Linked DNA regions of Homo sapiens: all the other regions are linked to region 4. The links are chromatin contacts, found by Hi-C or POLR2A ChIA-PET in ENCODE. All regions are on one chromosome and are shown on one strand. The core of a region is the stretch at or near the end of the contact, and the rest is flanking DNA. Distances in the headings are between cores, read along the strand shown. Region 1 overlaps PPP3CA (protein phosphatase 3 catalytic subunit alpha). Region 2 overlaps PPP3CA (protein phosphatase 3 catalytic subunit alpha). Region 3 overlaps PPP3CA (protein phosphatase 3 catalytic subunit alpha). Region 4 has its middle 71 kb from the start of PPP3CA-DT.

Region 1 (5,363 bases), core at 693-3,192, 320 kb after region 4:
TTAAGTAAAGATGTTGCTGGGTGTGGTGGCTCAACCTGTAATCTCAGCACTTTGGGAGTCTGAGGCAAACAGATCACGAGGTCAAGAGATCCAGACCATCCTGGCCAACATGGTGAAACTCCATCTTTACTAAAAATACAAAAGTTAGCTGGGCATGGTGGCATGCGCCTGTAGTCCCAGCTACTCCGGAGGCTGAGGCAGGAGAATCGCTTGAACCCAGGAGGCGGAGGTTGCAGTGAGCCGAGATCATGCCACTGCACTCCAGCCTAGCAACAGAGCAAGACTCCATCTTAAAGAAAAAAAAAAAAAGGAAAAAAAAGAAAAAAAGACGTCAAGAAGCAGTTTACTAATTTGTTCCTCAGCAGATTTTTTTAAAGTCTACAATTAATCTAGATATTTGAACTATGAAATTTGCTATGTTTTGTTTAGTATGCTCCTTTTGAAATTCAAGCAAAGGATCAAACTGGATGTTGGTGACATATGAAGTGTAGGAATTATGGGGCATTTAAAAGTTCTAAGATGCATGTATTGGAGTCCTCATCTTCAAAAACAGCTCTTTAATTAAACTTCAAGAGTCTGAGACTACAACCCAGGGACTTGCCACATACATACAAAAATGACAAAATGACTCATATGTGAAATGTTCCATTTTGATTAGACTGTGACCTTTGAGAGGCTTTGGAATGGCTCATTGATATCGTATGTAAAATAGCATGGACATTTATATAAAATGTACCTACTGAAAATACTTTAAGGATTTTTTATTGTGGATTAAGGAAACTGACATTGTTAGCATGTTGTAAATGCTGTTGTTTCAATAGTTTGAATGACCTCATTTATTCTTGACAGTTTTGCAAGGAACATGTAAATACGTTCCTTTTATGAGTGCAGTAACTGAGGCTCGGGGGTCACACGTGGTAAATGGCAGTGCTGGGATTCAAAGCCTGTGTTCTTCCACTAACCCCAGGCCTTTGCCATAGTATATTCATTACATGTACCACAAAGCACCACGAAAAAAAAAAATCAGTAATGCAGAAACTGGTACACACTATTATATTCACCCATGCATGAACAAACGTACACACAGCCTTCTCCCTATCTATATAATCTGAAGATCAAAGCATTAGATATAAAATGTTCTCTGTGAGTATGATACTGTTGTTTTAAGAAAAATCCTAAAATAAGAGCTCAGTTTTCCAGCGTGTATTATCCTAACAGGCTTCAAAAGGATCTCAATTCATCTCAATAATTCAGGGCTCCACTGCAGGTATTCTCCTTTGGCTATCCTCTGGGCAAAGGGGAGCACTTCAGTTTAATTTTTACCAAGTCAGCTTTGAAGGATAATTTCAGATTTCAAACAGTCTCTGCTGGGTATATTTATAAGCACTAGGTAATGTGCTCTGGGCAGTACACAGAGCTCATTTTATGCATTACCCCCACCCCAGTCTTCTCCTTTTGCCAAAATTAGAAATCATTTCCCACAAAGTTAGCCCAAATAAGACAAGCAAGCTTTTGAGTAGTGATGAAAGAGGTAATTTTGTTTTGAGTAATAATTTGTCTTACACCAAATACTGCTCTTGCCGATGATTGCATTACAGTACCTAATCTCTTTGATCAAGCATATGTGTATATATAGGTCTGTGGCTGAGTGTGTTTCTCTGAGAACACAAGGAAAAACTTAGAATTGCAAACAGAGGCATGCACAGCTGTTTCCTTCTATTCACTTCCTCAAACTCCCTTTCTAGCCGTTTTGCACTACACTGCCTTGAGCTGGCTTCTCAACTTAGATCCAGATCTCAACTCCAGGCCTCAACAAGTTTAAGTGTGAAGAGGTGTTGTGTTTATTAGCTGTGAATTCGTAGACCAGAATGAACCACAGCAAACCAGACAATGTTCCATGCTTCTGCCTGAGAATAACAAGCAAGTGGCACAACAAGAGATGTTAGGTGACAGAGTAATGCCACAGACATGAAGAAGAAATTGCCTGGCTGTCTCCCTGTAGCCAGTCGTCTATATAGTGCATTGCTCTTCCACTGCTGCCTGTCTACATGCTTGTCAGACCAGGCAAGTGATGTCTTAGAGGAGCTACATTTGATATTTCAGGAGTTTGGATCTTTTCCCAACTGATGCAAATCCTTTACTTAGTTTGATGATCGAGAGGCAGCACTTTTGATTGGAATGTTTCACAGTACGAGTAGTTACTTTAAAGAGCTGATTAATATGTACCTAAAGCTGTCCATTTTCTTTTTTACTTCCTTGCTTCCTCTTTTACATCCTTCTTTACTTCTCTATGCAATTTTCAAGACTACTTATCATTAAAAGCATAAATTACAAAGTAAATTATTGCACTATTATTATCAGTGAACCAATTAACGAAGAAAATTATATTCTTAGTGCTGCTTCATTGGGGAAGATAGGAGAAAATTAAACAGGAGAAAGCTATGTCTGTGGCAAAAATTAATTTTAAAAATAGAGGATGCTCCATCTTTCATATTGAGTAACCTAAACTAACCTTAAAGTGTAAATATTTGTTTAATTAAGAGTCAGAATAGAAAGACAATAGCGGTCCAGTTGAAGTGATTAGCGCACCTCATTTACATCTCACCATGCAGAAAAGGCCAGTGTAACACAGCCCTTTGTTTCTACCTTAACCAATTAATTCACTGAAAATTTGATTCAAGTTAGCCATCTGATACCACATAGACAAAAATAAACAATTAACTAATTGTATTTCACTGCTTTCATTGATTGTGATTTTTTTTTACAAGAGACTTCCCTTTTTTAAAAAACTATCAGGTTATGATTTGCTGAAGATCTTCAGTTCTTCAGAATGTTAGAGCTTTAGATGGTAAAATAGTTGCCGGCAAGACAGTGTTGTACTTGGCAGCTCTCTCCCACCAGATGTTGAGGGAGAATGCTGGCAGGGCTCCACCTCCAGTCCACCCTTGCCCTTTCATTTACCATGCCACTTCTTCCATATTGGCTGCCTTTGTGGTTTTAGTCAATGTTTGGGAAGATATTTTATTCTTGTTACAGGGAAGAAGGAAATAAAATGTGAAAAGAAGACTTATTTTTAGGGTATTTTGAGCCAAGAATTTAGAAATTGAGTTATATTCTCTCTCTCTCTCTGTCTCTCTCTCTCTGCCTTCTATTTCTCATTCTGTCTCCCTGCTTCTCTCCCCTCCCTCTCTCCCTCCCTTCCTCCCTCCCTTCCTTCCTTCCTTCCTTTCTCTGCCTCCCTCCCTCCTTTCTTTCCTTCTTCATTTACAGAAAAGGAACTAATATTTCCTCAACTCCTGTCATATACTAGGTACTTTACATCCATTAAATAATCAGGGATATTACATGTATGTTGCATCATTTAAAAGGTGTAAATATATAGGATAGAAATATTTAGCATCGTGCATTTATATATCCCGCTTTGAGGTTTCAGTTATGAAAGAACTATGGTAATTAAGACTGGACGGGATAAAGCCACATGCTAATGTCAGAAAAAGGTCTTTAACAGATAGCAAAAAAAGAAAATGTGGGTCCTAGAATGTGATTCCTCTAGTGGTATTTGAGTGGGGTTACAAAGTTCCAGTTTAGATTTTAATTGGAGAGGTAGAACTTTGCCTTAAAACAAATTGTTACAGGCAAAACTAATCTAAAGAAGTCAGAATTATAATGACATTTCCAAAAGAATATTGACTAGGAGGAGGCTGAAAGGAGCCATCTGAATGCTGAAATGTAACTGGATCTGGGTAGTGGTTTCATGGGATTTGTGTAAAAATTAATTAATCTGTGATTTGAGTTATGGACGTTTCACTGGATATATTATACCTCTCTTAAAGAAAAAAAAAACTTTAAAAAAGTAGCCTAAGTGCCTTCAGAACATGTATTCTCTCCCCCAGCATATAAATGAAATATATTCAAAATAGCAATTTCAACATGCAAATGTATTTTTAAAGGAGTTTTCATATCCATTCATATTCCAAACTAGACATCCTAAATTAACGACCAATTTGGAAAAATACATATATTACTTTCAGATTAAGGTATAGCCTTAGACATTTTAAATTGGGGACAGTCCTCCCATTGACATTAATAATAGTTTATGAATATCTTCCCTGAAATGTGAGACAAGCTTGAGTAATACAAACTCTTTTTATTGAAACATGTAAGTACAGCTATAAAACCCGATCTGTAGCAGAGACTCATTAAGCTACCGGACTACTCACTGAGGTAACAGGAAACGTTACATACATCAACAGATCATGATGCTTTAAGGATCGCTTGTACAGGCCATTTGGTCAACTTTTCAGACATATTAATATCATTAGTCACATGAACTTTAGCTAATAACTATAATCAGAAAGTGGTAATTAGAAACTTAAAGTAACATATATAATTTAATGTCAACCTATTGTTTATTTCAATCATAATTACCTAGAGATAATATCTTGCTTGAACAACAAAATAATAAACATTTGTTCTGATAATTAGTATTTTCTCCAAAACTTGGGCTGTATAGTCAAACATAATTAGTTCTCACTCATTTCATAAATTATCATATAAGCTAAGAGAGATGATTACTCTTTACAAGTAGTACTACAAATAAATTGTCAGCAGCTTTTCCCTATAGATATTATCCAGGATATCTACTGTATTGGAAAGCCAATTATTAATGTATAAATCTCATTGATTTTGATTTCAGATTTTAGTAACCAGAATTAGACTTGTCTCAATATTTTTGTAGTTTTTATATCTTCTTAGCTTCACTTTGGGAATACAGGTTTTACGAGGATAAAAGGGCATACTTGTTTTTCAAAGCCTGATTTTCTGTTCCCTATGGATTCTTAACAAATGTCAGTTGACGATAACAAATTACTGATGTTAATACTTGAATATTCCAGTTGACTTAATGCTCATTCCAGGAAGGCTGTGTCAAATGTAGATGTATCCCCAAGTTGGTGAATGCATAATTGACCATCATTTTTACAGACTGCAATGCCCAAGAAACTAAGTTGAGAATTTTAAGGTATATCAAATGTATCCTGTAGCTTTTAGTACAATATGATTAATGATTAATAAGTAAAATAAGGTCACTTCTCTTTGTAAAGCTAATTATTTTTAAAAATCAGGTAACAGAAATGGAAAAATTGGAAAGATAATGTACAACAAAATGAGGAGGCAAAGCATTGACAAGCTCAGCCTAACTTGAACTGCGTCTGTATTTTCTATTACTTTTCCCCATCTCTAGCTCCCTGCCTTCTTCTCTCCCAACATCTTGTCTTTTCTGTCAGTGTCTTTGGTATATAAATCTGAAGTTTTTGATTTATGTATCTATTTAATTAAATTGAAGTTCAGGGAATCTCACTACA
Region 2 (5,274 bases), core at 38-2,537, 260 kb after region 4:
TCAGGCCACCCACAGTTTGGCCCATACCTATCTCCTGTTCTCCTTCATAAACCTTTCAAATCTAGCCAAATTGCTTTGTTCTTTGTCCCTGGAGTATGGCTTTCTCTTTCTTTCTTTCTTTCTTTTTTTTTTGAGACACAGTTTCGCTCTTGTTGCCCAGGCTGGAGTGCAATGGCACGATCACAACCTCCACCTCCTGGGTTCAAGCGATTCTCCTGCCTCAGTCTCCCGAGTAGCTGGGATTACAAGCATGTGTCACCACACCCAGCTAATTTTGTATTTTTAGTAGAGACGGGGTTTCTCCATGTTGGTCAGGCTGGTCTCGAACTCCCGACTTCAGGTGATCTGCCGGCCTCAGCCTCCCAAAGTGCTGGGATTACAGGCGGGAGCCACTTTGCCTGGCCTGGAATATGCCTTTTTCTATTGCTGTGCTTTATTCTGATTTTTGTTTTAGAATAGCTTTCAAATCTTATTCTGTTTCTTTAATCTCTCTTGTGTCTCTCTTTATGCCTTCTGGGCTTCACATGGGGACTGGTGTGGTTGTAAAGGCCCCCTGAGTTGAGATGTGGAAGCACCCTCTGTTACAGAGTGAGGGATTGACTCACTGAAAAGAACTATTCAAGTCATTCCTGAATTGCTTACCTTTGGTACTTCTTGATTTAGTAAAGTAGATTTCCTGTTTTCATATGAAAAGCATAATTGAATCATAGAGCAGGTACTAGGAATCAGACTGTCTGGGTGTGAAACCCCACTCTGACTTTTACTAGCTCTTGACCATAGGCATAGTTTCCGTATCTCTAAATGCATGTAAGGGTCCCTGTCTACCTTGTAGGGTGGTTGTGAGGATAAAAACAATACACAGCACATGATAAGAGCTCAATGAATATTAGCTGCTGCCTTTGTTATTCGTATTCATATTATTGTAGATATTTTCTGATGAATTTGATACTCGTTCACCATTTACTTCAACACATTTCGAGTTAAAAGATATTTCCTGCTTTGAGAATAAAATTATTTCAAGTTAAAATAAAAATTAATCTAATATACCCTTAAGTAGTAATGAGGCATGTAGTTAGTGCACTGAAGTAGTTATGTGCTTCCCAAAGTGGGAACTTAAAACAAAAAGGAATCTTTTAAGCTTAACAATTCCTTATGTTAGTCATATAATTATCCCTTTTCTCAGAAGCCTGGGGCCAAATGGATCTGTTCCTAGGAGAAAGGAACTGTCTCTCCTGGCTTAACAAAGATTCAGTTTAAAGGCTAGCTACCCTCTGAGTCATACTGCTTTCTGATCTTGGAGTGCTTGCCTCTGTCCCATGAGAAAGAAAGGTGGATGAACAGCACTTGCAGGAAGGAACTTTCATCTTTCTTGAAGCCAATCCAAGGCCTCAGATGCAGAAAGAATGCCTACCTTACCTCTTCAGGGGAAAAGGGGTTTGATAAAGGTGCTCTACATAATGCGAATCTGTTTTCATTAATTCATGCATTCATCTACTCTTTTATTATGCATTCAATTCCTCAACCATTTATTGAGTATATACCTGGTGTCAAGCACTGTGCTAGCTACTGGACACGTCAAAAGGAAAGAATGAGATTTTGTCCTCTGCCTTGAGATTAAGGTAGTTTTTTTGTTTGTTTGTATGTTTTAACATACCAAGTCCAGTGAAATCTTAAAATATTTTTTATATGGCTGGGCGCGTTGGCTCACGCCCGTAATCCCAGCACTTTGGGAGGCCGAGGCGGGCAGATCATGAGGTCAAGAAATTGAGAACATCCTGGCCAACATGGTGAAACCCCGTCTCTACTAAAAATACAAAAATTAGCTGGGTGTGGTGGCAGGCACCTGTAGTCCCAGCTACTCTGAAGGCTGAGGTAGGAGAATCGCTTGAACCCAGGAGGTGGAGGTTGCAGTGAGCCGAGATTGCACCACTGCACTCCAGCTTGGGTGACAGAGTGAGACTCCATCACAAAAAAAAAAAAAAAAAAAAAAAAAATTCTGGGAGTGAATGTGTTCTGAAGCAGATTTACATTTGCTAAATTCCATGCCAGGCAGAACAAATGTAATTCAGTGCATATTTGAAATTCATAAAATGGAAGTACTTGAGTAGTTGGAGAACCTGTTATTGAGGTGAAGAAACTCAATCATAATTAGAGTCATAATGATTACACTGGGTAGAGTCTAAGCAGCAATTTCTAAAATCCAGTGACTCTCTATTATCTCTGTGACAAAATGTTGGAATTTAAATATTACTTCTGGAAGGCCAGGTAATTTTTAGATGTGTTGGAACACTTTTATTGCCCCATAGCATAGCTTTAGATTTTTTTCTTTATCCCACCCTTTCCACCAATCTGGGAAAAGAACCATTTCCAAATTCTTGTACAGAGTAAATCACGTGCTCTTTAATTGTTGGAACTAATTTTAAATTTTGATACTGTTTATAAATTTACTAGTCAGAATTCTGTTACTTGATATGTTACTTTGGGTTTGAAAATGTTTCTCTTTTTTATTCACTGGTAGAATACCTGACTTTTGGGAGAACAGCAAATATTTCATGGTGGTAAACTTGTTTTAATTAGCTAACAGGACCATTCACAGTTTTTGAAGCATTCTGGCCAAGAAGTAATTTAGAGTGGAGGATAGAACTATTTTCTTCTTGAAAACAAGAAGGCAGGCAAGCAGTGTTCATAAGGATGACATATACAAGCAAATGTGGTACTTCATAAAAAACTGAGTTGGTTCTATTGTTAAGTAGCATATTTACTCCTTTTGACTTGGAAATTTTTTTCTTTTAAAAGTGGCCATGGGCTTTATTTAATAACTTTTACCAGAGAGCAGCAGAGAAGGCCATGCATATGTCCAAATGTATTGTGCTTTTTTTTTTCTGTAGAATCCACATCCTGTACAACCAAATGTATTGTATTAAAAATGAACTGTGATAGTAACTTGGTAACATTGCAGGAAGTATGCCTGAGCACACAGTGGTTCTCTTAATGTGGTTCTGAGATTTTCATGCTGCTTGTCTTTGTTGACTTAATCCCACTAGGAAGAGGTCTTCATAAAATTCCTTTTTGCTAGGTAGATAACCTGTGGGAGCTGTTTGTTTTTTCCTAAGCAAGGAGAATACCTACTTGAGTGCTAATAGGATTCTTAGTTTGGTTTTCTAATTGGAAGCCCTAATTAAGCTCTGACAAGATCTCTTTTTGTTGATATTTTGACACCCTCTTTGTTGACGTGATTCTTTGTTCAAAGATCTTTTAGCAGCTAAACAAACAAATGTGAGGTGATGACAATAATTTTATATTCCATGTACCAAGTGTTTATACAATTCTACTTTGCCAGTAGTATATAGTATCTTCAGAAATCTTGAACTATATGTGTACTGTTGAAATGAATGTTATTAAGAAAGATGAAATAAACATAGTAATTTATTTTTTGCTGATAGTTGAACTTAGCAAGTTCTATTGTTAAGGGATGTTTATTTGGTATAATGTCATGCTTTCTTTAGGTTCCATGTTGAGAAAAGCCTGAATTCTTTTCTTTAAAATAATGCCTGCCTCATTCAGACCCACACACAGAGTTTCTGCACATACAAGTCAGTCCACTGTCCCTACACAAAACCCTTTAATAGCATCTCTTTGCCCTTTGGATAGAATCCAAACACTTTACCGTCCTACCACTTCACCCCGAATGCTCAGAGGACTGCTTTCTGCTTTCTGCTTTCTTCTCCAGCCTTCTCTTGGTCCTTTCCCCTTAATCTCCAGACTCTAGATTTACTAGATACCTAACATTTAATGGAATTTGTTAAGCTCCCCTTTGACCCAGATAAACCTTACTCACCCTTTGGGTCTCAAATTAAATGTCACTCCTATGGGAAATCTTTATCGACAGAAGTATACCATCTAATGCTTTCGCGTTTTTTTTCCTTTTCTTTTTTTTAGTGAGACTAGTACACTTAGATTTACTTTTAATCACACATTCAGTGGCCTATGTTATCTGTGATCTTTCTAGAATATATGTTTATTTCTTGCAAGGACTGTTTCTCTGCCTCTTTCTTCATTGTGTCATACTGTGCTTGCCCCATGGTAGGTTATCTTAAATATTTGCAGATTGACTGGTTGATTGGTTGATAAGGAGAAAGAGTTGTACAAGGACTTAATGGCATGATAGAGAAATCTGTTTCTAGTAAAATTTACTCAAGTTATGTTATTGCATTTTATATTATTTTCTGTCCAAAATCTGGTCTTACAACTGCCAATTTTCTTACTTTGTTAGTAGCCTATGACATTACATGATCTTACAAAGTAAAATGTCTTTATTCAGCACCTACTACATTAGAATGTGATCATTTGGACAGGGTGTACTGACAGCTTTTAGAGGTAACTCATAAAAAGAAAAATCTTTTTCAAATATCCAAAAGCATTATAGATGTATTATTTTACTTACAAACACTTCTGCTAGTTATTCTCAATTACTCTTACCTATTTCTTATCAAGTTTCATAAGGATTTATGTTAATACATCTCAACCTAGATCAAAGTACTATATGATTTTCCAAATATTAAAAGTGCATTTTTATGTCTATCTAATCATTAATCTATCCAGTCAGTGCTTTTTAACTGGAAGAATAAATTAAAAACATCTTTAATACTAAATTGTGGATATTTAGAAAGAAATTTAGAATACTACCTCTGCTTTCTTCAAATATTCGGAAAAAATTCTTAAGTTTCAAATTTGTAGCAACTCAAATCTGCACCATACTTCTAGTTATGTTGAAATAATGAGGTTTTTCTATTTTGTATTTCCAGAATAATAAAATATTTGCATATGTATAGAAAAATAGGAAACTTGGCTGGGTGCAGTGGCTCACGCCTGTAATCCCAGCACTTTGGGAGGCCAAGGCAGGCAAATCATGAGGTCAGGAGATCAAGATCATCCTGGCTAACATGGTGAAACCCCGTCTCTACTAAAAATACAAAAAATTAGCAGGGTGTGGTGGCATGCTCCTGTAGTCCCAGCTACTCGGGAGGCTGAGGCAGTAGAATTGCTTGAACCCGGAAGGCGGAGGTTGCAGTGAGCTGAGATTGCGCCACTGCACTCCAGCCTGGGCAACAGAGCAACACTCTATCTCAAAAAAAAAAAAAAAAAAAAAAGGAAACCTTGGCTTAGCTAAATTTTGGGAATATTCTTTATCTTTTCCTTTGTTGAAAAATGAAATGAGAGTAAACATTTCTTTTTTTTTTTTTTGATACAGAGTCTTGCTTTGTGACCCATGTT
Region 3 (5,807 bases), core at 2,154-4,653, 330 kb after region 4:
GACAATCTGAGTGAGTGTGTTGGGAATCCTAACCCCAAGGGGGAATGGATTAGGTTCAAGGGACTATTCATGATGAAGGCATTAGCAGACCTGAGTTTTAAAGGATTAGTAGAACATATCCAACCAGAGTCATTGGGGAAGATTTTTGCAGGCGGGGAAAGCGGCATCATGAAAATATGAAGGAATGTAACACTGGGAATTCTGCAGAGAAGGTCACCTGATCTTACTTCACCTCTACTCCCAAATTACATTAGCTGCTTCATTATCTGTTAAAACTGAACATTCATATTACCAAGCTATTCAGCCCCTATTTTATATCCTTTAGAAATGTCTCTATAAGTGCATCAAACGACATGTGCAAGGTTAATCATAACAGCCAAGAAATGAAAACTCGGATATCCATTTAGTAGAATGAATAATAAATTCTAATATATTTATACAACTAAATACAGCAAATGAGAATGAGCTTACTAAAACTACACATAACAACATGGTTGAAGATCCCAAGCATAATGACGAGTGAAAGAAGCCGATAGTGACCAGTAGATACTGTATGATTCCACTGAAATAAGAGTTCAACATCAGAGAAAACTAATCTTTCATGCTATAAGCCAGGATACTGGTTACCCATAGAGAGGAGGTGACAGTAAGAGAAATATGAGGAGTTTCTGGGGTTTGATAATGTTCTGTGTCTTGATCAGAGTGCAGGTTCCAAGGGTGTTCACTTTGTGAAAGGTCATCAAATTAATTTTTGCCTTTTTCTGTATAGATGTTTTACTTTACTAAAAAGTTTGCCTTAAATAAAAATTGCTTGCCACTTCTGAACTTAAATTCTGGAAAAGTTCTGTCAGGAAGAGTTGGCCCCTTAGGACTTGATCCCCATTGGACAAAAATGAAATTAGATCAAGAACCCTGGGACAAAAAAGAAACACAGCAAGTCCTAGGAAAAGGTAGGTCTGACAGCATCCAGGTAGCCCCAGGACACTCCTGGGCTAAGTACCCATTCCCAGGCCCCAAGAAGCAGAGGAGGAGTTGAACAATCAGGCAGGGTCTTCCCTATTACTGGATCTGGAAGAGGAGAAGGACACCAAAGAGACTGTGGCTTCCTCCTTGTGTATTGGCAGGGGATTGCAGGCTGCCTGCCTCTGCTTTGCCAAAGCACTGAGGGAGGAGGGAAAGAAACCCTTTGCATCTCTCACCTGCTTGACTGCCCCTATTGAAGCTACTTCAGCAATTGAGCATAAGCCCCAATAAGCTGACAGATTGCTGCTAAGCATTTAAGATATGAAAATGCAAATGAAAAAGCGGTGTTCCTCTCCTAAGGCATTCACTATTGCTGGAGCACAGAAGTAGAAATATAATTTACACTACAACATGATAAGTGATATATTAGATACATATATTGTAGGAACACAGTGGATACAGCAGTTGTGTACACCTTAGGTGAGATAGCCTTGAAGAGAATGCTTCACAGGTGATAACTTGTGAAGACTTGGCAGAAGAATAGGCCTTTCCAGGAGGAAAAACTGCACAGGGAAAGTATCCATAAAGGCATAAAAACATTTAAAAAAAAAACATTTTAATAATGCCCACTAGCTATGTCATGGCTAAAGAGTCTTACATCTGGGAGATTAAACTCAAGGTTGAAAATATAGTTCAATATGATATAGAAACAAATACAAGAGAATAAACAGAATTAATCTAATAGTAACTGTTTGCTCTACTGCCAAGCCAATTTTTCTACCATTTATTACATTTTTTTCTTTTCTACCTTCCTTATCTTTGTTCCTATTCACTCAGCTTCTGATGATCCCTCTTCTTTTCCGAGCAGAATTCTAACCCCTTTCCTATCTACCAATCTGCATACGTCATTCTCTTTAATATATAACAAAAGATAGATATTTTTCAAAAAGATTTCTCTGATTAATTTCAGATGCTTTCTTGCTTGCTTTATAATATCTTTATAAAACTTCTATTTTATCTTCAATGTGTTTTATAATATAGTAATTTTTTAAAAATATTTTTTATAATGCTTTATGTTCCTAAGATAATAAATACCCTTAGGACAGAAACCTGCCTTGAACTTATACCGCCCCTCCCTGTAGCTAATACTGTCTTCTAACAAATGGAACAATCATCACTGGGCCTCTGCTAAATTACTGGGGAATAAGTGATTTTTCATCTCTTTGGGGTGTTTAGGTGTTAGCAATATGCTTTTCCTGCCGTTCTCTCTCTCTCGCTCTTTCTCTCTCTCTCTCTCTGTGTGTGTGTGTGTGTGTGTGTATATACGCAGTGCTTTTCAGCTTGAACATTTTGTGATTTGTGATAATTTCCATTAAAAAGCATAAAAGTGGAACAGAGTTTCTGTTTCTCTTTTCTAATACTATTAGAAACTTCTGTATATCCTAGGTAAATAGTTCAGCAACAGTGGGAATCTAGATGATATTCAAGTATTGTCTAGATCTATGAGGAAAATGTTGGTATTTCTTTGAAAAGCTGAGTATATGATGGCATATGTTTTGAAAATGTCTGAAGTTTTTCTTCAAAATGAATTCCCTCCAAGTCAATAATGCAAATACTCCTCACTTAATGCTGTTAACCTAGCAAATTGGCACTTGATTAATTTTATTTTTTTCAGATTTCCAATAAAAATCAGGTATATATTTTCATGGGGAAAAACTTAGCTTAAACACATAAGGGTATCAAACTTAGTGTGACGAAAATATTTTAAAATTATTCTTTCTTAAGAATAGTGTAAGTTGTTCCAAAAGGGCAAATAAGAAAGGGCAACTAAGTCGTTTACCAAGGGCAAAAAAGTGACAGACATAGTCAGGCAACCTGTCTGACAGTGGTAACAAGACAGTATACTTCTATACAGAGGCATTGCGAAGGCACAAGGAATTTAAGTGAAGGCCTCAAAAAAAGAAAAAAGATAGGGAAGGAACATTTATTGAGAACCTATTCTGTGCCCCTTAGCTGGGCCTTTTATAGCTAATATATACCAAACAAATCTGCTGTTTTTGAAAGACCAACCAGTATCTCTGAAAGTAAAGTGGTTTTTTCTTTGTTTTTGTTTTTGTTTTTTTTCTCTGACACACACTTACCTGGAAAGGTCGTATATTCACTTTTCTTTAAGCAGAACAGAAGCCTTTGAAGACACATGTTGGTCAACACCTGATTCTGGGTACCAGATGGGCATGTTTCCATGCAGAGACTGGGCCATCCTCTCCAGTTTCTAAGATACACTCATGTTCATCAGTTAGATGTTTTATTTATTGAATTGACTGGGGACAACTAGGAAGTGGAGGCCCCATGATTATCTCCTCTTTTTCTCCCTTTCTCTTACAAAACACACTACACATGGGCACATGAACAGAGACTGTTTTCAGTTTCAGATCCCTTTTTGCCAAAGAACTGAATCTTTTTTATAGTCAGTATCTCTATAACTGTATGTTATCTTTCTTTTTTTTTTTTTGAGATGGAGTTTCACTCTTGTCGCCCAGGCTGGAGTGCAATGGTGCGTTCTCGACTCACTGCAACCTCCACCTCCTGGGTTCAAGCGATTCTCCTGCCTCAGCCTCCCGAGTAGTTGGGATTACAGGCGCCCACCCCTAAGCCTGGCTAGTTTTTTGTATTTTTAGTAAGAGACAGGGTTTCACCACATTGGCAAGGCTGGTCTCGAACTCCTGACCTCAGGTGATCTGCCCGCCTCTGCCTCCCAAAGTGCTGGGATTACAGGTGTGACCCACGATGCCCGGCCAACTGTATGTTATCTTAATGATAATTTTTTCCTGTTGGTCAGGGAATTTGTACAAAATGTGTAACACAGAAACTATCTTTTCTTTTATAATAAATTATTTGAATAACATACATTACTAGAATGTTTCCCTGCAGTGCTATTTTTATAATTGATGAATGTTTTCAATGGTATATAGTTTAAGTTCTAGTGAATATTTGCAGTTTGAATATTGGTTTTCTGTACCTTGATTTGCATTGTCAAAAATTTATTTTTATAATACACATTTGTTTCATTAAAAGTTCTTAGAGCAGAGACATAATGACTGTAAAAGGTTTTTCAGGTTTAATTTATGATTTGAATTTCATTTATAATGAAGTTATTTGAGTTTGAGACTCTTAAAAGACAAACATAATTGTATATTGGATGTTTTATTTAGTCAAGATAGATAAGTCTTAAGATAAAGTTCTGCTGATCATATTTAAAGGACAAATTCTAAAGCCTTGTGAATATCCATAATTTTGTTTAGGTTTTGAATGATATAATCATCTTATTGTACCCATAATGTTAGATAAAGCAATAACTTGATTTCCCACCGTATGGGAGGAGTCTTAAATCTGGGAGATTATAGAAACAAAAATAATTAGGAGGCAGAAGAGAGCATATGTATTCTCTTCTGCCTGCAAACTCAGTTATCTCTGTTGTATACACATACATGCACACATATGCACAAATGGTGCAATATTTGAGAAAATTGAGACTTATATTTTAAATTCATTATCTTGTTATAGTTATGCTCCGTTCACTTTGTCTTTAAATGTAGACTTTTAAAAATTTATTTTTCTGAGAGTGGACACTTTCCTAATGTTTTATAATGGCTTATGTTTTTTCCCCCAGTTCATGCACCTCAACCCCTTTCTGATTATGTAAAAAGTACAGCTGTAGATGCTTTTTCTGCCACAAGGATAAACTTGGCCTTAGAGTCAAGAGGCTTGTTTCATGAATGATGTATGTTTGATTATCTTTGATCCAGTCACATAGATCTGGATGTTAGAGATAAATGTGCTACTCCTGATGATTTCCTAACAGATGCTTCCCTTTTCTTTTTGTCTCTGGCAGTTACCCGGCTGTATGTGAATTCTTACAGCACAATAACTTGTTATCTATACTCCGAGCCCACGAAGCCCAAGATGCAGGGTGAGCAGTTTTGAGCATTTATAAAAACCATGCATTGTCCATTTTCCAGAACTTCCTCACTTTGCTTAGGCTCTGCAGGTTCCCTTTTACCAGGCTCACTCCCAAAAGGAATTAGAGCTTAAAATTATCTTCTGATGGATGACACAGGTATGACAGAGTCCTAGGGAATGAATGGCTGCAGATGTATCGTACAGTCTCCCGTAAAGTTCTTACATCTTTAGCCTGAACAAGTCCATTTTCAGCTTGATTTCTTAAGTACTGTAAGGGCACCTCCTCTTATTCCTCTCAATTGTTGCATTTACACTGTCATATAAGTGAGTAAATTACCAGCTACTTTTCAGTCTTGTTGAAAATATGAATGAGAATTATACTAAATATTTAACAGGTATTGCACATTTTACTGTTGTTTTAAAGAATACCATTCCTAATCCTGAATACCATTCCTGATCCCTGTAATATCCCTGATTTTAAAGGGAAAGGAATAGGGACATCTTTAAAAACAGGGAAAAGTTTATGTTCTAACTAGCAAATGATTAAATAAAGTTGATTTTGTCTCACCTGGTAAGTTTCTAAGATGTAGAACAATTTTGGAGGTTTAGAAAATTATGAAATTTCAGATGTTCACTTTAATAGTATATTAAATCTACATTAGGGAGAAATTAGACTACTTTTAAGATTTGAGGTCTGATACCGTTTCCCAGTAGGCTCCACTGAAAGGCATTGCTTCCCTTTGAATAATTAAACTCATCCCTTCATAGTCTAGGTTTTCTGAAAAGTAGTAGCACTTCTTTTTATAACCTGTGTGCTGAAATTGGGAATATAGATACCTGCATTTTGAAGGAGGCCCATGTCTATGACATCCCTGAATCAAGGA
Region 4 (5,772 bases), core at 927-3,426:
ACTTCCTGAGAGACATTTAAGATTGGGTTTCATCCAGGCAATAACTAAAATTCCTTACATTATTTCCTGGGGAAAGCAGCCGCAGCTGGATGTTGCAGCAATGGCAATAGCTTGAAGGGAAGAAACAGGGGACAGCCCTGGTGCCTAATGACCAAGAAACTCTACCCAGCCTAGGACTTGCTCACTGCTTATGTATGTATGAGAATTGGCACTCTAAGACTTAGAGCTGTGCTGTACAACAGAGAACCACTAGTCATATATGGCTATTAAATATTTGAAACGTGGTAGTAAAAATTGAAATGTGCTATATGTATAAAATACATACTGAATTTCAAAACAATACAAAGAATCTAAAATCTCATTAATAATTTTTATAACGATTGATCATAAGTTGAAATAATATTTTGGATAGCTGCATTCGATCAAATATTTAATATTTACAGTATTATAAAATCAATTTCATCTGTCTCTTTTCACGTTTTAATGTAAATACTGAAAAATTTTAAATTCTATATGTCTCACGTTGTATTTCTGTAGGGCAGCACTGCCATAAAACCATAGTAGAGTTCACAATCTGGTACTCTGTAAGATGAATACTGCTCATGGAAGTATTTTGTTTATCTTTTGCAATATTTTTTAAATTTAAACTTAATTGCCAATTTTGAAAAAATCATCAATATTTTAATTAAACTTAGATTTTATAGAATTATTTAATTTTACTTTTCTTGGAAATCCAAGAGATCAGGCATTTCTTGGGCTGTTTTAATACATGGCACCAATTGTTTGGAGTGGAAGAGCTGCTGACTCATTTTTAGACCAGATTTTCCACTTTACCATGGTCCCCAGCATTTCCTAATGCTAGTTTTTACTCACTTCAACATCTGCATTTAGCTGTTACCTACTTAAGTACTACAGACTTTTGAATTTGTAAGCCCTTCCCTTTAATATTTTAGCATTCAACTTAAAAATGAATAGAAGATTGTTGCTTTGTTTTGGGGATAGAAAAAGTAGATTTTAGTGATACAGACAGTCCCTGACTTAACAATAGTTCAAATTAACAGCTTTTCAACTTTAGGATGGTGAAAAAGCTATATGCATTCACTAGAAACCTTACTTCAAATTTTGAATTTTGATCTTTTCCTGGACTAGCAATATATCCTAAGATACTCTCACAATACTGGACAGCAATAGAGAGCCACAGTTCCCTGTCAGTCACAGGATTAGGAGGGTAAACAACTGATACTCTTCAGCGTACTGTGTTGCCAGATGATTTTGCCCAACTGCAGGCTAATATAAGTGTTTAGAGCATGTTTAAGGTAGGCTGAGCTATGAGGTAGGCGAGCTGTGATATTTTTCGGTTAGATGTATTAAATGCACCTTCAACTTAAAGATATTTTCAACATACAATGGGTTTATTGGGAGGTTAATTCCATTGTAAGTCAAGGAGCATCTGTATATTATTCCACTGGCCCATTTCTGACTCAGGTGTTAAAAAGTAGAAATCTAAATTGGCATGTGGAGAAAACACATGTACAAATAATTGTTGCCAATTAAATTAGTTGGTTAAATGAATTAGAAGAGGTTTCTCACTCACTTGCTGAAACAGAGGATTTTGTTCAAAATGTGTATGAGGATCCCACATCCTGAGATCAATTGGAAGTAGTGATGCCTGTGTTAACTAGAAGAGAATTCAAGAGTAAGTGGTTTGTTAATTCTTGAAGAGAAACCAAATGGCAGCCCCCCGCAAGCCTTAGAAACAAAAGTCAAAGGAAGCTACAAAGCAGAACAAACAAAGAAACTTTAGGGAGGTGGTGCCCAAAATCAGAGACGCCTTCATTCCCCTTTGATAATCAGTGTATAATGTGGCCACCAGTGGAGACCTAATACTACCAAATATACTGGCATTTACAATTACTTATTCAAGATAATAGTCCTTTATATACTCTGTCCTTCTCAGCATTAGATTCTCCTAATTACCAGTTGGCCATTTAGAGAGCTGGTCTTTCAAAAAAGGCACAATTGCACGTTGTTTTTTAGCTCAGCACTCTTCCTGACAGAATTATTGAGGAAGCATTATGCAAATCTATTGTTTACCAAAGCCATAAAACCATCTGGTCCTAGAGGTTCATTTTTTGTAGCTGACTTCTGGAAACCAGCGTGGGTTTAACTTCCTCTGTCCTTCCTATTCTAGCTGCCAAGCCACTGTTGACAAAACACAGGTGTTTTAAGTTACTCATTTTTGACTGGGCTTTTTATCGAGACCCTTGTTTTACTTAACTTTGTTCTAGTTTCTGTAAGATCACTTTATCTTCAGGATTTCCATGACTCAGTCAGTTTCTATACTTTCATATAGGCTTCATTTGAAAACCTTCTGAGTATTTCCAAATGTAGTCAAATACAAAGCGCGTTTGTAGGAAGCCATAAAAATGACCTGGGTAATATAACCAGGGGACATGGCCATAACATTCAGATGGCAGCATCTAGGTTTCCAAAATCAGCTCATGCTCCTACTTATACATCCATACATTTTGAATAACAGTTACCAGGAAATCTAAGATTTTGTTGCTGTTGAGTAGGTTGAATAAGTGAATTTAATTTTCAAGATCACTACATAAAATTATGCTCTTTAATTTTCTTTAATATGTGATTTTTGGATACTTCTTTTAACATATCACTGTTCTTTAATATATCACTATTATTCCAAATCACAGCAAATTCTGCCCTTACTTAGGGTGTGGAATTATATTTCCGCCAACAGAATTTCTCCAATATGATCTCCAGAAGGTGAAGTATATCATAGCTATCATAGCATAGAAGCTGAATGATGTCACTTTTAGGCACTAAATACCCTAATGGAGGGCAGCTGTCAGTTTCCAGCAGTTGGGGATGCCCTCTAATCTTCATACAATCTATATAACCATGAGCAGGAAGCAAAGGGAAGTTGTTTCAGTGATGTACACAAGTAAAGAGGTACATGCTACAATATTTTCTATGACATAAAATGTTACCAACACCTAAGGGCTTTTAAGACCATTGTAAACAATGTCAGATTCACTGCATTGTCCAAGTACTAGTAGAATAGATTGAACTTTCTGTGTGTCTGGATAGTTGCAAGTTAGACCAGAGAAGGAATTCTGGTGGCTTTTTGAGATAACAAAGACAGACAATTTTTAATATAGCATTAATACCCGTTATTTGATTATGATCTTTTTCACGAGTCCCCCTGTTTTACCATTTTGGCTAAATGAGCTCAGTTATTTGAAATCCCTAATGCCTAGTATTTTCTTAAATTGTATAACCTGTGTTATATACTAAGCTTATTATGAGTTGCTGACTTAAAAAGGGAGTAGGAGAGCAATACAAAGATGTGAACTTTGGTTAAAGTCAGAATCTTAGGAGTTGCCATTAGCTAAAAAAAGAAATAGTGGGAGGAGGATGTGGCTCTTTGCTCAAAGACTTATAGCGCTTTTCTGGCAGCCACATCCTGCCTGTGGCTAGGTCAACCCAAGTACCACATCTTACTGTTTTCTTGAATGATAAAACATTGTCTACAATTGAAGGGGCCTCTCTTTGCAATAAATCAATCTGATTACGAAAGGTTAATAAACATTTAGGGCTATAGGAAACTTGGGGCTTTGAGCTTTGCAAACATCATATATATGTGAAAATGTATGTAGCCAAGATATTTATTGATAATTTAAAAATATGTCATTATAGAAGACAACTTGGAAAAATACATAAATGTGGAAAGAAGAAATTTAAAGCTACCTCCTCTGATGTATTGAGAATAGCATTTATTTCTGCTAGTACATATGTATGTGCGAATGTATATATATGCACATATAGGAATGGTTTTGATTTTACAAATATGTATGTACTCATGTATTTACAAATGGAAAAATATTATCTGTAATTCACATATGATCATACTAAATATACATAATTGTTTTTCTTTTTATTTGCTTAATATTATAAGCATTTTTCCATGTTAAGTGTTCCTTGAAACACTGACTGCCTGTGTAATATTTTATTACATCAATGATTCTCAAACATTAGCATGTATCAAAATTAAGTGAATACTCTTATTCTACCAAATCGTCTTTGCTCCTCAGTATATTTCTATGTTATAAGTTGTTAGTCAAACTAAAGTCTTATTTCAGTTTACATTTCTTTCATTACTGATGGCAGCAGCCACCCATCTAGAGTGGCTCCCGCTATGACACTGGCTGCTGAGGCACTCCAGGGATCCTGCAGGAGTCAGGAATAGGAAGAAACCCCTCCCCGTTCCAAGTTGGAGGGATGGGATCCCTGCCCTCCCAGGCACACCTGCACCTGCAGGTGGCTACAGACCTGGGCATCTCGGCATTCTCGTGGGCCAGGAAGCCCCCCCTGCTCCCACAGGATCGGATGTGCCTGCTCCTGCTGACTGGCGTCTCCCCTCTCCTGGTGCCTGCTCTAGTTTCACAGCAAAGTTGTGGCCAGACCCAGGCGCTGTCATGTGCCCACTCCAATTTCAGAGAAAAGTTGTGGCCCAGCCCAGATGCTGTCATGAGCCAGCCAGGTATGTGAGTGCTGATACACCAGCTCCCTGCTGCCTCACCTCCCTCTGGACTTAGGGTGCCAAGGAGCACAGGAGGGAGGCCAGGGTGGGGCTAAGGGCAGCTCAGCATGGGCCCTGCAGGCACCCCTTAGCACAAACAGCCTGGACATGGTAGAGGGCATGTTAATGGTGGCAGGAGGCAGATAGGCTTCTGGGCAGATACAAGTGGGTCCCTGGTGAAACCCCACCTTCAGGACAGGGATGGCCTGAGGCCTGGGGTCCAGGCTGCCAGTTCAGCAGACCAGAGCCAGAAATTATGGTGCTTTTTCTGGGCCCACCCATAGCTGCCCATGGACCAATCAGCATGCACTTCCTTCCCTCTGAAGCCCATAAAAGTCCTGGACTCAGCCAGATTCAGGCAGATGAGAGGCTACCTGCCTGTGGAGAGAAGCTATGCACTGTGGGTCTCCTCTCTAATGAGAGCTGAATACTCATTGGGATGACTTGCCTGCAGAGAGGGTGTGCCTACCATGGGTCTCCTCTGAGCTATTCTATCACTCAATAAAGCACCTCTTGGCTTTGCTCTCCCACCACTTATTCACATACCTCATTATTCCTGGACGCAGGACAAGAACTCAGGACTCGCTGAATGGTGGGGATGAAAGAGCCATAACACAAACAGGGCTGAAACACACTCCTTGCTCACCAAGTTGCGGGTAACAAGGAGGAAGACAGAAGGAGAGAAGAGCTGCAGCCCTTCAGGGAGCCCAGACCTAGGAGCTCCCCAAGCCAGGGCTGTGACCTTCTTTGGGGCTCTGCAGTTCCTGGTGTCTCCAAGCTTCCAGGTGCCACTGCATTTCCTGGTGCCAGCCGTGGAAGCTACTTGCCATATATCTGGTCCAGCCACAGCCTTGCAGGGAACAAGCACCCGTGCCAGTGCCTGGAGCTGCCTGCCCCACCACAGCCGGCATGCCTGGTTGTGTGCAGTGGCCAGACCCCACCCTCGCTCACTCATACACCCCTTGCTTGGCTTGCCCTTGGCAGGTGTGGGATCCAGGCCAGTGGCACAAGCCAAATGCAGCCTGCCAAGCTTGGTGGGCAGAATGAGCCCAGCAGGCCAGAGCAAAACTCGAGCAAAGGCTCCACCAGCCACAGAGGTTTCTGGCCAGAAAAATGACACCGCAAGAATCCTGTGACATTACCAGTGAAGTGAAATAGTTTATCACATTTTA

Evidence for each region. Hi-C counts contacts between places; a loop is a spot of excess contacts on that map. ChIA-PET counts read pairs that join two places held with the same protein, here RNA polymerase II (POLR2A). Pooled maps may share reads with other maps.
Region 1: a pooled map shows a loop between it and region 4 (6-fold over the local background). The contact joins two enhancer-like sites. A Hi-C loop is called at or near these places in 4 of 37 single-sample maps with no recorded cell type and 9 of 50 pooled maps.
Region 2: a loop to region 4 is called in a pooled map, with 5 times the contacts of the local background. The contact joins two enhancer-like sites. A Hi-C loop is called at or near these places in 17 of 37 single-sample maps with no recorded cell type and 14 of 50 pooled maps. POLR2A ChIA-PET finds 5 or more read pairs at or near these places in 1 of 52 experiments (activated T-cell).
Region 3: a map with no recorded cell type shows a loop between it and region 4 (8-fold over the local background). The contact joins two enhancer-like sites. A Hi-C loop is called at or near these places in 3 of 37 single-sample maps with no recorded cell type and 4 of 50 pooled maps.

What each region holds. Positions count from the first base shown.
Region 1 is chr4:101,100,115-101,105,477 of GRCh38, reverse strand. The region is part of intron 3 of PPP3CA (protein phosphatase 3 catalytic subunit alpha); the gene reads left to right. Among named protein-coding and RNA genes, the nearest start is that of MIR8066, 140 kb to the left of the region's middle. Within about 2 kb of position 1,942, at least 9 of the 41 ENCODE cell types and tissues checked have a DNase peak (open chromatin) inside an H3K27ac peak, as active enhancers do.
Region 2 is chr4:101,151,529-101,156,802 of GRCh38, reverse strand. All of the region lies in intron 2 of PPP3CA (protein phosphatase 3 catalytic subunit alpha), which reads left to right. Among named protein-coding and RNA genes, the nearest start is that of MIR8066, 87 kb to the left of the region's middle. RefSeq lists an enhancer at 1,049-1,550. Within about 2 kb of position 1,287, at least 3 of the 41 ENCODE cell types and tissues checked have a DNase peak (open chromatin) inside an H3K27ac peak, as active enhancers do.
Region 3 is chr4:101,082,312-101,088,118 of GRCh38, reverse strand. It overlaps PPP3CA (protein phosphatase 3 catalytic subunit alpha), which reads left to right. Exons shown (of 14, transcript NM_000944.5): 7 at 4,856-4,933. Among named protein-coding and RNA genes, the nearest start is that of MIR8066, 160 kb to the left of the region's middle. Within about 2 kb of position 3,403, at least 3 of the 41 ENCODE cell types and tissues checked have a DNase peak (open chromatin) inside an H3K27ac peak, as active enhancers do.
Region 4 is chr4:101,415,920-101,421,691 of GRCh38, reverse strand. No RefSeq gene overlaps it. Among named protein-coding and RNA genes, the nearest start is that of PPP3CA-DT, 71 kb to the right of the region's middle. Within about 2 kb of position 2,176, at least 3 of the 41 ENCODE cell types and tissues checked have a DNase peak (open chromatin) inside an H3K27ac peak, as active enhancers do.